2 separate regions of the Mus musculus genome follow, and region 2 is linked to region 1. Evidence: chromatin loops called from intact Hi-C (ENCODE). Cell type or tissue: left cerebral cortex. All regions are shown on one strand. Links, peaks and the distances in the headings refer to the core of each region. The heading gives the core; the rest is flanking DNA.

The links. A loop is a pair of places that touch in the nucleus more often than their neighbours do. Peaks named below come from ENCODE experiments on the same cell type or tissue, not always from the same donor. Only the 100,000 strongest peaks of a DNase experiment are listed, where the experiment ranks them.
Region 2: it touches region 1 in a loop (2.0-fold over the local background); 2 of 42 quality-filtered maps call a loop at or near these places.

Annotation. Positions count from the first base shown.
Region 1 is chrX:77,320,617-77,327,493 of GRCm38, forward strand. No RefSeq gene overlaps it. Among named protein-coding and RNA genes, the nearest start is that of Tbl1x, 190 kb to the right of the region's middle. In left cerebral cortex, for the core only: no CTCF peak of the experiment used is centred there; a DNase peak (open chromatin) is centred at 3,210.
Region 2 is chrX:77,414,868-77,421,744 of GRCm38, forward strand. No RefSeq gene overlaps it. Among named protein-coding and RNA genes, the nearest start is that of Tbl1x, 93 kb to the right of the region's middle. In left cerebral cortex, for the core only: a CTCF peak has its summit at 3,100 (motif pointing right); no DNase peak of the experiment used is centred there.

The DNA.
Region 1 (6,877 bases), core at 1,172-6,171:
TGCTGTAAGATCGAGAATTGACAAATGGGACCTAATGAAACTCCAAAGTTTCTGCAAGGCAAAAGACACCGTCAATAAGACAAAGAGACCACCAACAGATTGGGAAAGGATCTTTACCTATCCTAAATCAGATAGGGGACTAATATCCAACATATATAAAGAACTCAAGAAGGTGGACTTCAGAAAATCAAACAACCCCATTAAAAAATGGGGCTCAGAACTGAACAAAGAATTCTCACCTGAGGAATACCGAATGGCAGAGAAGCACCTGAAAAAATGTTCAACATCCTTAATCATCAGGGAAATGCAAATCAAAACAACCCTAAGATTCCACCTCACACCAGTCAGAATGTCTAAGATCAAAAATTCAGGTGACAGCAGATGCTGGCGAGGATGTGGAGAAAGAGGAACACTCCTCCATTGTTGGTGGGATTGCAGGCTTGTACAACCACTCTGGAAATCAGTCTGGCGGTTCCTCAGAAAATTGGACATAGTACTACCGGAGGATCCAGCAATACCTCTCCTGGGCATATATCCAGAAGATGCCCCAACTGGTAAGAAGGACACATGCTCCACTATGTTCATAGCAGCATTATTTATAATAGCCAGAAGCTGGAAAGAACCCAGATGCCCCTCAACAGAGGAATGGATACAGAAAATGTGGTACATCTACACAATGGAGTACTACTCAGCTATTAAAAAGAATGAATTTATGAAATTCCTAGCCAAATGGATGGACCTGGAGGGCATCATCCTGAGTGAGGTAACACATTCACAAAGGAACTCACACAATATGTACTCACTGATAAGTGGATATTAGCCCAAAACCTAGGATACCCAAGATATAAGATACAATTTCCTAAACACATGAAACTCAAGAAAAATGAAGACTGAAGTGTGGACACTATGCTCCTCCTTAGAAGTGGGAACAAAACACCCTTGGAAGGAGTTACAGAGACAAAGTTTGGAACTGAGATTAAAGGGTGGACCATGTAGAGACTGCCTTATCCAGGGATCCACCCCATAATCAGCATCCAAACGCTGACACCATTGCATACACTAGCAAGATTTTATCGAAAGGACCCAGATGTAGCTGTCTCTTGTGAGACTATGCCGGGGCCTAGCAAACACAGAAGTGGATGCCCACAGTCAGCTAATGGATGGATCACAGGGCTCCCAATGGAGGAGCTAGAGAAAGTACCCAAGGAGCTAAAGGGATCTGCAACCCTATAGGTGGATCAACATTATGAACTAACCAGTACCCCGGAGCTCTTGACTCTAGCTGCATATGTATCAAAAGATGGCCTAGTCGGCCATCACTGGAAAGAGAGGCCCATTGGACACACAAACTTTATATGCCCCAGAACAGGGGAACGCCAGGGCCAAAAAGGGGGAGTGGGCGGGTAGGGGAGTGGGGGTGGGTGGGTATGGGGGACTTTTGGTATAGCATTGGAAATGTAAATGAGCTAAATACCTAATAAAAAATGGAAAGAAAAAAAAAAAAAAAAAGAGAGACTCTCAATTGAGAAAATGCTTCCATGTGAGTGGGGTATAAACAAGTCCATCAGGCATTTCCTTGATTAATGCTTGATGTGGGAGGGCCTGGGGTCACACATTCAAACCGAGCACAAATCCTGGGAAGGTGGTCCTAGACTGTATAAGAAAGAAGCAGGTTTAGTAATCCAGGAGCAATCCAGTAAGCAGCACTCTTCCATGGCTTCTTCTTCAATTTCTGCCTCCAGCTTCCTACCCTGCTTGATTTCCTGTCTTGATTTTCCTCAGCAATGGTCTGTTACCTGGAAGTATAAAATGAGATAAACCCTTTCCTCACCAAGTTGCTTTTAGTAATGGTGTTTTATTCACAGCATAGTAAACCCTAAGACAATCACCATTACTTTAATCCCTTCCCTGCTGTGTGGAAGCAAGATAGAATGCATCTAAGGGACAGGTCATGACCCTTTGTATTTCTGGTCTCCACCTCAGATATATATATATACAAGTAAGCTTTAGGTACCCAATGAAGAATTTCAGACCAAGTAAATGCAGCAATGCTGTCTACAGAAATACCCATAATTCTGGCAGTTTAAAACAATCTATGGGAGTCAGGAGAGCCCTGAACTTCTCTAGTCACTGGGCTTACCAGCTCCACTTGGCTCATGCTGTTTATCAGTGAAATCAAGGTCTGGGAGAGCAAAATATTAAATCTTCAGGGTTGAAGAAATGGCTCAGCGGTTGAAAGCAATCACTGTTCTTCCAGAGGACCAGAGTTCTGTTACTAGCACCAATGCCAGATGGCTCATGAATGTCTCTAACCGTAGCTTGAATGGATCCAATGACTGACCACCAGGAACACCTATAGTCACATGCATATATGTATACGCAGATACAGAATTAAAACTAGCAAATAAATATTCCAAAAGGATAAAAATAAGGTCTCAAGATCTTGTCAGTTCTTTACCACATAGACTACACTTTCATCTGTGTGAGTTATGGTAGGTAACAACAGATTCAAAACTCAGCTCTCAGCTCATTGACATTCAAAACTTACCTCCTAAAAGCCAATGCTTGATTGCCAACTTGACAAGATCTAGGGTCACTATGGAAACAAACATTTGGGCATATCTGTAAATAATTATCTAGGTTAGGTTAACTGAGGTGGAAAAATGCTCTCTAAATGTGGGTAGTACTAATCTATGGTTTGAGGCTATGGACTTCATGAAAAAGAGAATGTGAGCTAGTGACCAGCAGCAATGTGACCAGCCACCTCAAATCCATGCCATTATGACTTCCCACCGTGCAGACACCCTGGAGCCTTGGGGCAAAATAAATTCTTCTTTCTTAAGTAGCTTTTTGTCAGGTATTTTGTTGCAGCAACGAGAGAAGTTTTTTGTTTTGTTTTGTTTTGTTTTGTTTCACAATAGAGCCAAAGATGGTCGGAAGCGCAAGGTTCAGTGATGCTTGGCTTGGGTACTGTAGCCTCTAGGGTCAGTCGGGGCTGGGTTTCATTTCTTCCCCACAAAAGAAAAGAGGCTTTTATTTTTAGTTCTGAATCCCATTTGGCTGGATGAGAACTCGAGTTTGATAGCTTTTATTCTTCCCACGACTTGATTTCTTAAAAGCAACTCAGTTTGCATCTCATTTGGGAGCTGCTTTTACACAGATCAAAGATAATGACATTCTCAGCCAGTGAAAGACACCATTTGCCAGCTCTTTTTCTAAGACAATTTGTTGGAGCAGATTTTAGGGGAGGCTGGGAAGTGGGGGAAGTACTCCAACTTGCGTTGCTGTGGAAACTTCTGCAGAAGCTAAGAGGGTACTTGTTCAGCTCCTAAGAGAGTGAGATCTTACTTCTTAAAATATCATTCATTTCCACGGTACAAAGATGCAATTAGCCCTGTCTACAGAGGAGGAGGGTTTGCTTTTATCTCCTTTTGGGGCTAGAAGGTCAGGCTGAGATAGAATCTTTTTATTCTCATAATCACAGCAGAGTCTGAAGAACTATGAGCACCTGGAGGGAGTGAAATATGGGAGGCATGAGGTGTCCTATTCCAAAGAATATGCTATTGGCATTAAACTAATGACAACCATTTTGGGCTAAGGATGTCATTGTAAAACAGTCCTTGGCATATACTGAGCAACCTCTGCTACATTTGATCAGAGCCATTGTTTTCTTTGAAACAGTTTGAAGTCCTTGAACAATTAATGAAGCCGTGTACTTCTGCTTTCTGACCCATAACAAACACAAAAAAGGGCATAGATAATCCACTGTCTGCAGGGCACTGTGGAATGCCATGTAGATAGCCAGAATGGTGGGTGACATCGTAAGCACTATTGTCAACATCAGGAACTACATCCTCAAATGAAAAAGTGTTGAAACACAGCCTGAATTTGGGTGTGATATCAGATACCTGTCATTCCAACCCTCAGAAAGCTAAGGCATAATAATGATTTCAAACCCAGCCTGGACTGCATCCTAAAGAGGCAACCTAGACTATACAAAAACATCTTGTTTCTTAAAAAATAAAATGGAGAAGCAGTGAAAAAGTAGTCTTCTTATACTGATTTCATCCTTTCTGCCACTATGAGACCTTCTCAATGCTACATGTCATCCTTCTCATTCCCACGTAACTCAAAGCCTCTTGTACCTCCAAATATATTAACACAATCCTTTTTGTTTATCTCTCTTGATAGATACACACACACACACACACACACACACACACATACACACACACACCTACATACTCATGGACATAGACTGTCCCCCTAAAAATTATCACAAAGAACTTAGTGACTCAAGGCCAGAGAATAGAATATAGAAAGAGAAAATAGAAAGTGAGTTCCCAGTGCAGTGTTACCTAATCAGGTGATCAAGGTCAGCATCATTAGATAACACCATGGGGCTATAATATGCCCATAAGTTTGGGCCCTGACAAAAATCACCTCACCTCTGTTCAAAACCCTTCAATACACTGATCATTGGAGATACATCAAGAAAACCACTGGAGAACATTCTGCAAAAACTTCAAAACATGAAAAATAAGGGCAATATGAAGAAACCTCGCAGCCAAGAACATGAGGATGACCCAACTGTATGTAAGCTGCTGGGCAGGATGGCTGGACTGTAGGCACGCAGGAGGGAGGGAAAAGGTGAGGCAACAGGATTTCTATGAGAAAATGAATAAAACTCAAAGCAAGTCTGGAGTTTAATTCATGATAACAGCCCCCTGATGGTTTCCTAGCTGTGCCAGACACAATTACACATGTGTTATAAATCTAAGATGTGTTCCACAATGTGACATTGATTGATGAGGTAAATCAGCACACAAGTAGATAAAACCAGACTGTGAACCAGCTGACTGATGTGTTTACATGTGTGCAGAATCTTTTCTACAGCCAGCTAGCTAATCCTTTGGCCACCACTTAAGTCAGGGACATACCCGGCCTAATATCATTGTAATTGACTTCTCAGGCAATATTCCTGAGAAATATGGATCCAGATTTTGCCCAAAATCATTCTTTTCCCTGAGGTAGACATAGATCAAATTTTAAATCTTAAAAAAAAAAAAGCCACATGCAAGAACATTCATGTGCAGAGAAAATGTTGATTTTTCTATCCTTGTTTTAGTGTCTCCAAATGCCAATCAATTAGGTTTCTTTTTTAAATTATTGGGGGCCTTTAAAGATTCAAATTGGACGTGACTTGTGGTACATTATATTAATTCCAGGACTTGGAAGGCAGAAACAGACAGATCTCTGTGAATTCGAGACCACCCTGACTTACACAGTAAGTTCCAGGCCAGCCACGATTACATAGTGGAAACTTATCTTTTAAAAAATTCATATCAGGCCAGGTAGTGGTGGTGCATTCTTTTAATCCCAGCACTTGTGAGGCAGAGGCAGGCGGATTTCTGAGTTCAAAGCTAGTCTGGTCTACAGAGTGAGTTCCAGGAAAGCCAAGGGGCTATCCAGAGAAATCCTGTCTCTAAAAAAAAAAAAAATCTATATCAGAGGTAGCATAGTAATGTACACCTATAATCTCATGACTCAGGAAGCCAATATAGAGGGATATCAAATTTAAGGCCATCCTGAGCTACATGATTTCTGAAAAAGCCAAAAGAGGGGGTTGGAAAGATGTCTCAGGAGTTAAGAACATTGGCTGCTTATGCTAAGAACCCAGGGGTTCAGTTCCCAGCACTTATGGTTTTAGAATATTCAGCATCCTATTCTGAAGTCCACAGGCAACAGGTATGCATAAGGTACACATACATACATGCAGCCAGGATAGCCATACACATAAAATAATATAATCTTAAAAAATCATTAATCCAAAAGATGGAGATGGGAAGAAAGAGAGGGAGGGAGGGAGAGCGGGAGGGAGAGAACTACATATCAGTACAAGGTCTTTGAATGTGTATTTTTCTTGGAGGTTGGCACTTTTTTATAACTTTACCCAAGTATAGCATGATGCTATCATAATGGGGGCCTTGGTTCATTTCTTATAGCTTTCTGAATTCAGAAATCCTGGGTAATATGACTGGGCTGTATCACTTCTGGGACTATGCTGAAAACAGTCTACATCAGCTTTCCACAAAGACCCCTGCACATCCATGTTTACTTCTGTACAGTTCACAGTGGTCAAGACAGGGGCTAGGTGTCCTTCAACAGATGACTGGATAAACAAAATGTGCTGTGTACACATAAAACGGCTTTATTCAGCAACAATGAAAAATAAAGCTCTCTCATTTCCTGAAAAACTGGATACAATTAGAGATCATCATATTAAGAAAATAAAGAAAGATAACATGTTTTCTCTCATCTGTGGACCCTAGAATCCATCTACATATTGAATCATACAGATGAGTAGGTGTGAAGGTAGAAGGAGACTAGTTTAGAAAAAAAGCAACTTAGGGAGAAGAGGGAAAGGAAGGAATTCAAAAGGTGGATAATATCAAAAGTATGTGATTATCCTGAATTAAAATATCTTTTAAAAGACCCTTGCAGAATAAGTATATGGAGGGAGGGAGGGAAGGGAAGGGAAGAGGTATATTTATTTACCTTTTCTACCAAGACAGTGTAGAAAGAGAACAAGATCTCACAGGGGCTTTGTGGGAAGCATTTGCAAAATCTCTCTTTAACACCTTAGAAAAACCTGCTCATACTGGATTTCTAAGGGATAATCCTCCACTTACTTTACTCAAAAGTGTCATCTTTCTTTTAAAGTCTCCCAGGTGGCAAAAATACCCAGGTTTAGTTGTGTGTTACTTAAAGAGGAGCAATATGATTGATTCTCCCAAAGCATCCCTAAAAATAACAGGAAGCATAATTCTTTGTGAAAGCTTACCTTAAACAATACAATCACTCATAGCAAAAATGG
Region 2 (6,877 bases), core at 759-5,758, 94 kb after region 1:
TAAATTATTTGTGAAGAGGTATGAAAACAGAATCCCATATGGTAGTCATAAAGTCAGGTGGTTGGTCATAGTCATCTTGAGAGCTAGGTGCATCATGAAGGGGTTTTGTGGAGGAACACATGATTTAGACTAACTGGTGAAGGATCCTGTGTTAGTTAGGGTTTTATTGCTGTGAAGAGACACCATGACCAAGGCAATTCTTATCTAAGAAAACATTTAATTAGGTCTCGCTTACAATTTCAGAGGTTCAGTCCATCATCATCATAGCAGGAAGCATGGCAGTGTTCAGGCAGACTTGGTGCTGGAATAGCTGAGAAGTCTACATCTTGATCTGAAGACAGCCAGGAGGAGACTGTGTCACACTGACCAGACTTGAGCAAATATATGAAACCTCAAAGCCTTGCCTCCACTGTGACACCCTTCCTCTATCAAGGCCATATCTCTTCTAACAAGGCCACACCTCCTAATAGTGACATTTCTCATGGGCCAAGCACCAAACCACCACAAGTCCTTTTCCATGAAAATTATTTATTTTATTTTTAAATATGTATATGTATGGTTATACACATGAGTATAACGCCATGAAAATCAAAAGAGGACATCAAATCCCCTGGAGCTAGAGTTGCAAATGATTGTGAACCACATGACATGGGTACTAGAAACCTAACTCATGTAGTCAGATATATAGCTCAGAGTAGAGCACTTCTTTTTTTTTAAGATTTATTTATTATTATATCTAAGTATACTGTAGCTATCTTCAGATGCACCAGAAGAGGGCATCAGATCTCATTTTGGATGGTTGTGAGCCACCATGTGGTTGCTGGGATTTGAACTCAGGACCTTTGGAAGAGCTCTTAACCACTGAGCCATCTCTCCAGCCCAGAGCACTTCTTTAGTATGTGTGAACATGTGAGTTCATCCCTAACATTGCAAAACAAGTTTAAAAAAAAAACAATTGGGTATGGGTACATGCAAGTATTACATCATTTTAGGCTGGCCTGATGTAATAGCACATGCCTTTAATCCTAGCATTTGGGAGGCAGAGGCAGGTGGATACTTGAGTTTGCGGCCAGCCAGGTCTACAGAGCAAGTTCCAGGACAGCCAGGGCTACAGAGAGAAATCCTGCCTCAAAAAATAATTAATTCATTAATTAATTAAACAAACAAACAAAAACAAATTAAAAACATTATTTTAATGAGAGGCTTGAATATCCATGCTCATTCCTCCATCAATACACAGAGATACTAGAATTGATTAAGGTAAGTATTATTGGCCATGTAGTGGTCTGACATAGTTATAAACATCCAGATCAGAAACAGAACACAACACCAAGCTTTCTTTCTTTCTTCCTTTCAAGGACTCTACTCAGGGCTGGTTAAGTTGTTTGGTCAGTAAAGGATTTGCTACACAACCATGAAGACCTGAGTTTGATCCCCAGCACCCATATAAAAACTGAGCCCCACAGCCAGCACTGGCAAGGTGGAGACAGCAGGGATTTCTGGTGAGCCAACCTAGACAGGTGGTTCAATGAGAGGCTCTGTCTCAAAGAATAAGATAGAGGGGTTCATAATGACATTCAGCCTCTGGTCTCCACACACATGTATACATACATACATACACACACTCATAAAAAGCCTCCTCAAACTTCATAGACCTACAGGCGTTCAATATACACAATAGACTCCACAAAACCCAGGAACAAGCCTACCCCAAACTGTTAAAGCAACTTTGAACACCATGTGTTCATCTGACAAATGATTTTTCATTTGATAACAGGTATATAATGTCTTTGGTCTGTTAATACATGCTTGGATTAAAGAAGTTCTAGGGCTATTCAAATCTCTGTCTTACTCTCTTCCTCCAGTTACTACAACCATCCCCATAAGTGACCAATTCCAAGTCACCAATAATACATCAGTATTGCATTAAGGACAGAAATAAATGTACTTCCCCTTGGACTTACTTAACCTAGTCCAGATTTGAATTCTCTCCATCAAGCTCCCCATGTCTTCCATTCTTTGTTTGTTGTATGAGTCTGAATCTATGCCTGCCTGAAGGCTGTCTTGTGAATCTCTATCTATGTCTGTGGCTACCCCTGCCCCAGTGTGTGTGTGTGTGTGTGTGTGTGTGTGTGTGTGTGTGTGTGTGTGTGTAAGAGAGAGAGACAGAGACAAAAACAGACAGAGAGTCAGAGACAGAGAGACTCTATATGTCCCTAACAAAGGACTGCACCCTTTCTATTGAATAACAGAGAAAGCATCACATGGGGAAGGAATGAGTAATAATTTACAGAGATCTTTCACAGAGTTTTACAAGGGATTAAGTCACTAGTTCCAACTGACCCCAACTGACAAGATAACAAACAATACTACAAGCATCATTGTTTGTCAGCTAATATCCAAATCTTATGTTTAACATTTATTCTGGATATTCATCTTAGAAGGTTGTTTTCGCTTCTGTATTTGCTGCTTTCAGCAAATGATATACATGCATTGTTCTGGGTCAGGGGCATGGAAGATTGCATAGTTTAAGATTATAGCTATGCTTTAGCTTAGGTTGTAAAAATTGGTCATATGGGAAAGTCAAGGTAAGTAAGGTTGATTGCTACATTGTTCTCTTCTTACAGCCAGGTTAATCAAATGGGCTGAGTACACAGTAGGAAAGCAGTTTTAAGTGACCTCAAGGTGTATTAACTCTGGCTGTCAGGTCCAGCAAAAATTCTAGTCTCTTAGGATGTAAAAGATATTTTATCATAATGTATTGCCATATATCACCATTTCTATTATTTGAAAAGAGAGGTTGTTCTCAGATCTTCATTCCACCCTTGACCTCTCTGCCCTGCCTGTCCCTGCCCAAAATAAGAAAACTCTGTGGAGTCACAGGAATGTGTCCATCATAAGCCCTCTTTCTTTCTCAACCATGTCCCTGGGTATAGGGGCTGATTCTTATCTGGTATTTGGTCAAAACAGCAAAAAAGTAACTAATACAGTAAAAGACACAAAATTCTAGAGAGCTGCCCTAGGAGCCCATTAGGATTGTCATTTCTCCCTCATCTCCATGGACCTGGATTCCCACATTAGTGTGATGAACAAGGTCACTTGGGACCAACAGGTGGCAGCACATAAACTGAACAAGAGGAAAACTTAGGGGTTTTGGGCAGATGATTGAGTGAATGAAGTGTTATTTCTGTTAACAGGAGAACCTGAGTTCAGATCACCTGTGCCCACACAAAAGCTGGATGTGGGGATTTGTACCTGTAACTGAAAGAACTGTCACCATGAAGCAAAGTCAAGCCAATCTCTGGTGGCTTGATGGTCTACCTAACTGAAACAGTGAGATATGTGGTCTCAAAAAAAAAAAAAATAGGGTGGAGATATAAGACAAAGACTCCCAATGTCAACCTCTGACCTTCACACACAAGAATGCATAGATAAGCAATACACACATACACACACACACACACACACACACAATGTCAAGTTGATTTTAAGGAATTGTGGATTGTGTTTGCTCCTACACCACAGCTTACCATCACAAAAAGAATCGGCGGGGGGTGGGGGGGCCTGGTGGTGGTGGAATACTATGTGGGGTCATCAATAAAGGAAAGGAAGATTTCATAGGCTGTACTGCAAAGGAATTTTAACTACCTTACCTACTGGTCTTTTTTGCTATTTTTATACCCAATAATTATTCTTCTTGGTATTTTACTAACTTACCAAAAGGGTCTATGTTTTGAACCTATATAGCAAGCAATGATAGGAAAACTTGGATTTTATCAGGTTTAGCATTCACAGTGTATCTCCTAACAGATACTATTATCACATGGGTCCACTAAGACCACATCCAAGCCTGGGAACCCATTGACAATGAACGACAAAGGAATCACCCAGGCAATGCTTAGTTTTTGCCTTGTAGACGTTTGTTTAATCCAGGCTCTGCTATTTGAATGAGCATCTCAAAGCTGGGGGTGTCTTCAGGTTGCATCAGGTGTGTAAATATAAGGAAACTGTTTTCAAATAACAATGAAGTGTTTTGATATAAATTGATGCCATTTCCAGTGACCTTGTTTGTAAAAGAAAACACGGGGAACAATGCAATTGTTTTTTAACTGTAAATTGTTGAGGACTGGGGAGATGGCTCAGTCAGTGAAATGCTTGACAGTGTGAGTATCTGAATCCCCTGAATAATGTAAAGCCAGCTGTGTAGAAACTGGAAGACTAGATAGCCTGGTATATGCAGTGGCAAACACCAAAGAGATCCTGTCATAAACAAGGTGAAAGGTGAGAACTCACACCTTAGGTTGTCCTCTGAAGTCTACACACGCTCCATGTCACCTGCATTCTCACATTCACACACAAGAATACACATAGAAATACGCATGCACATATCCATCATATGCATACATGGAAGGAAGGAAGAAAGGAAGGAAGGAAGGAAGGAAGGAAGGAAGGAAGGAAAGAAAAAGGGAGAGAGGGAGAGTGCAGGGGGTTGACTAGGAACCTGGGTGTGGTGGTGCACACTTATGAGATCAGAGCTAGGGAGGCAAAGACAGATGGAACCCTGGGGCTCACTTGCCAGACACCCTAGCCTGATTTGCACATTCCAGGCCAGTGAGAGACACTGTTAAAAAAGAAAAAGAAAAAGAAAAAAAGAAAAAGAAAAAAAGAAGAAAAAAAAGAAAAAGAAAAAGAAAATGAAAAAGAAAAAAGGCAAAGAAGTACCCAAGGAATCACCAAAGGAAAGGTTGTCAGTTCCTGATCCCTCTAGGATGCTCCTACCTGCATTGTGGGTATGGGGCAGATTTGAAGAAAAGAAGTAGGAGTCCCCTGGAATTGTAACTGGGATGTTCCTAGAACACTTTAAGGCATTATTTTGACAGTGGTGCCATATTGTTTTTAATCTATCAATTTCTAAAACACAACAAATAATTTAGAAATTATTCTAGTTCTTGGGAATTTTCACATTGATAATTTATCGGGAAGCTGTTTCAATGATGCATATTTTAATTACAGAATGAAACAAAATTTGTTCCTAAACTTTTTATATTTTCCCTAAGAATTCTGTGTGGTAGCAATGCTCAAAGGATAATTTTGAGGATAAACATATGTATGTCACATGCTAAGAGAAGTACCTAAGCGCACAGTAAGGCTTTCTCATACTGACAAATCAATGAATAATGAAACAGAAGGAAAATGCCCCCGCCCCATTCCTTCTCCCCTCCCCATTTTCCTTGAAGGAACAGGCCACGTGTTGGAAACTTTTACTTTTGAAATGAAACAAAATGCAACCTGGACAGCAATGCTTCTTCTACATGATTCATAGGCTGCAGAACTCATAGGACATAAATTGTTTCCTGTTTCTCTCTGTACTGAGGAGAAAGCATGAAGCCAGTGATAAATCAAACTTCAATTTAAAATTTTCCTGGGATTTCACTTTCTGCTATGTGAAAACTTCCCCACTCTATCTCTAAGAAATATATTTCTATCTTTTGCTGGGGGTGGGGGTTAGTTTGATTTGGCTTTTGGTTTGGTTTTTGGTTTGGTTTGATTTAAACATGATTGTGAGCAGCTGTGACATCTCAGGACATTTTCCCCCATCACAGTTCCTCTGAATGACAACATGCCAGTTTACAGTGTGTGTGTATGTGTGTGTGTGTATATATATATATATATATATGAGACTGTAATTAGGTGAAGAAAGAGGAGATTTAGCACTTCCACAACTCTCTGGGAAAATCCCTTTCTTTCATTATATCAACAATCCAAATCCCCTGCTGGGGTGGCTTTATCTCTATCACTTCTGTTAGGCCCAGTTTCTCTCCTCTATTTCTTTGGGGTCTTGTTGGTTTGGTTTGTGGTGTTGGGGATGGAACACAGAGCCTGGCTAGTACTAAGCAGGCACTCTACCACAGAGCTGTATCCACATCCCCTTCTCCTTTATTCATAACAATTAAGACAGCATCTAGAAACACATTTTTCAGTAGCTGAACAATTTGGCTATACTGTCCCTTTAAAAAACTTTTCTTAAGCTGGGGGCGTATCTCATAGGTAGAGAGATTGTCTAGTGTGTGACAAGGCTTTCTGGTATATACCTATAATCGAACATTCAGGAGGTAGAGGCAGGAGGATCAGGAATTAAAGGTCATTCTTAGCTATATATGGAGTTCAAGGCCATCAGATAATCACATGAGGCTCTATCCCAAAAGAAAATTATTTATTTTAATTAAACATATAAAATATATTCTTGCTATGTTCGAATCAGTAAGGTGAAGGTACACCAAAGATGCTGTTTCAAAATATATATATGAAAAAGAGATCAGTAGAATAGCTCCATAGGTAGGGCCTCTTGCCTCCAAGCCTGACAATCTAAGTTTGATCCCCAGAAACCACATGGTGTCCTCTGACCAACATATGCATACACAAACATAAATAAGTATAATTTTAAAGTTTTTAATTATTTTTTTTAATCCTGAAAGTCCCTGCAGATGACGCTCACAAGCCAAATCAGGACTTACCTTGGTTTTGCCAATAAACTTTTATAGGCATTTAACCCATGTGATAGCTAATTCTTGGTTGTCAACTTGACTATATGTGGAATTAACTAAAACCAAGTGGCTGGGTACACCTCTGAGGGATTTTTTTTTCTTGATTAAATCATTTGAAATAGGGAGACCCATTTTTCAGTTAGCTGTTTTGAGGTGGGAAGATATACCTTTACTCTGAGCCACAGGTTCTACTTACAGTTTATATATAAAGGGCTTGGAAGAAGGAAGCTTGCTCCTTGCCTACTTGCTCTTACTCTCTCACTGGCAAGTCCATTCCTTCATGGGCAATAGAGCCTACTTTTTGGAATTCAGGTATATATTGACTATCAGCT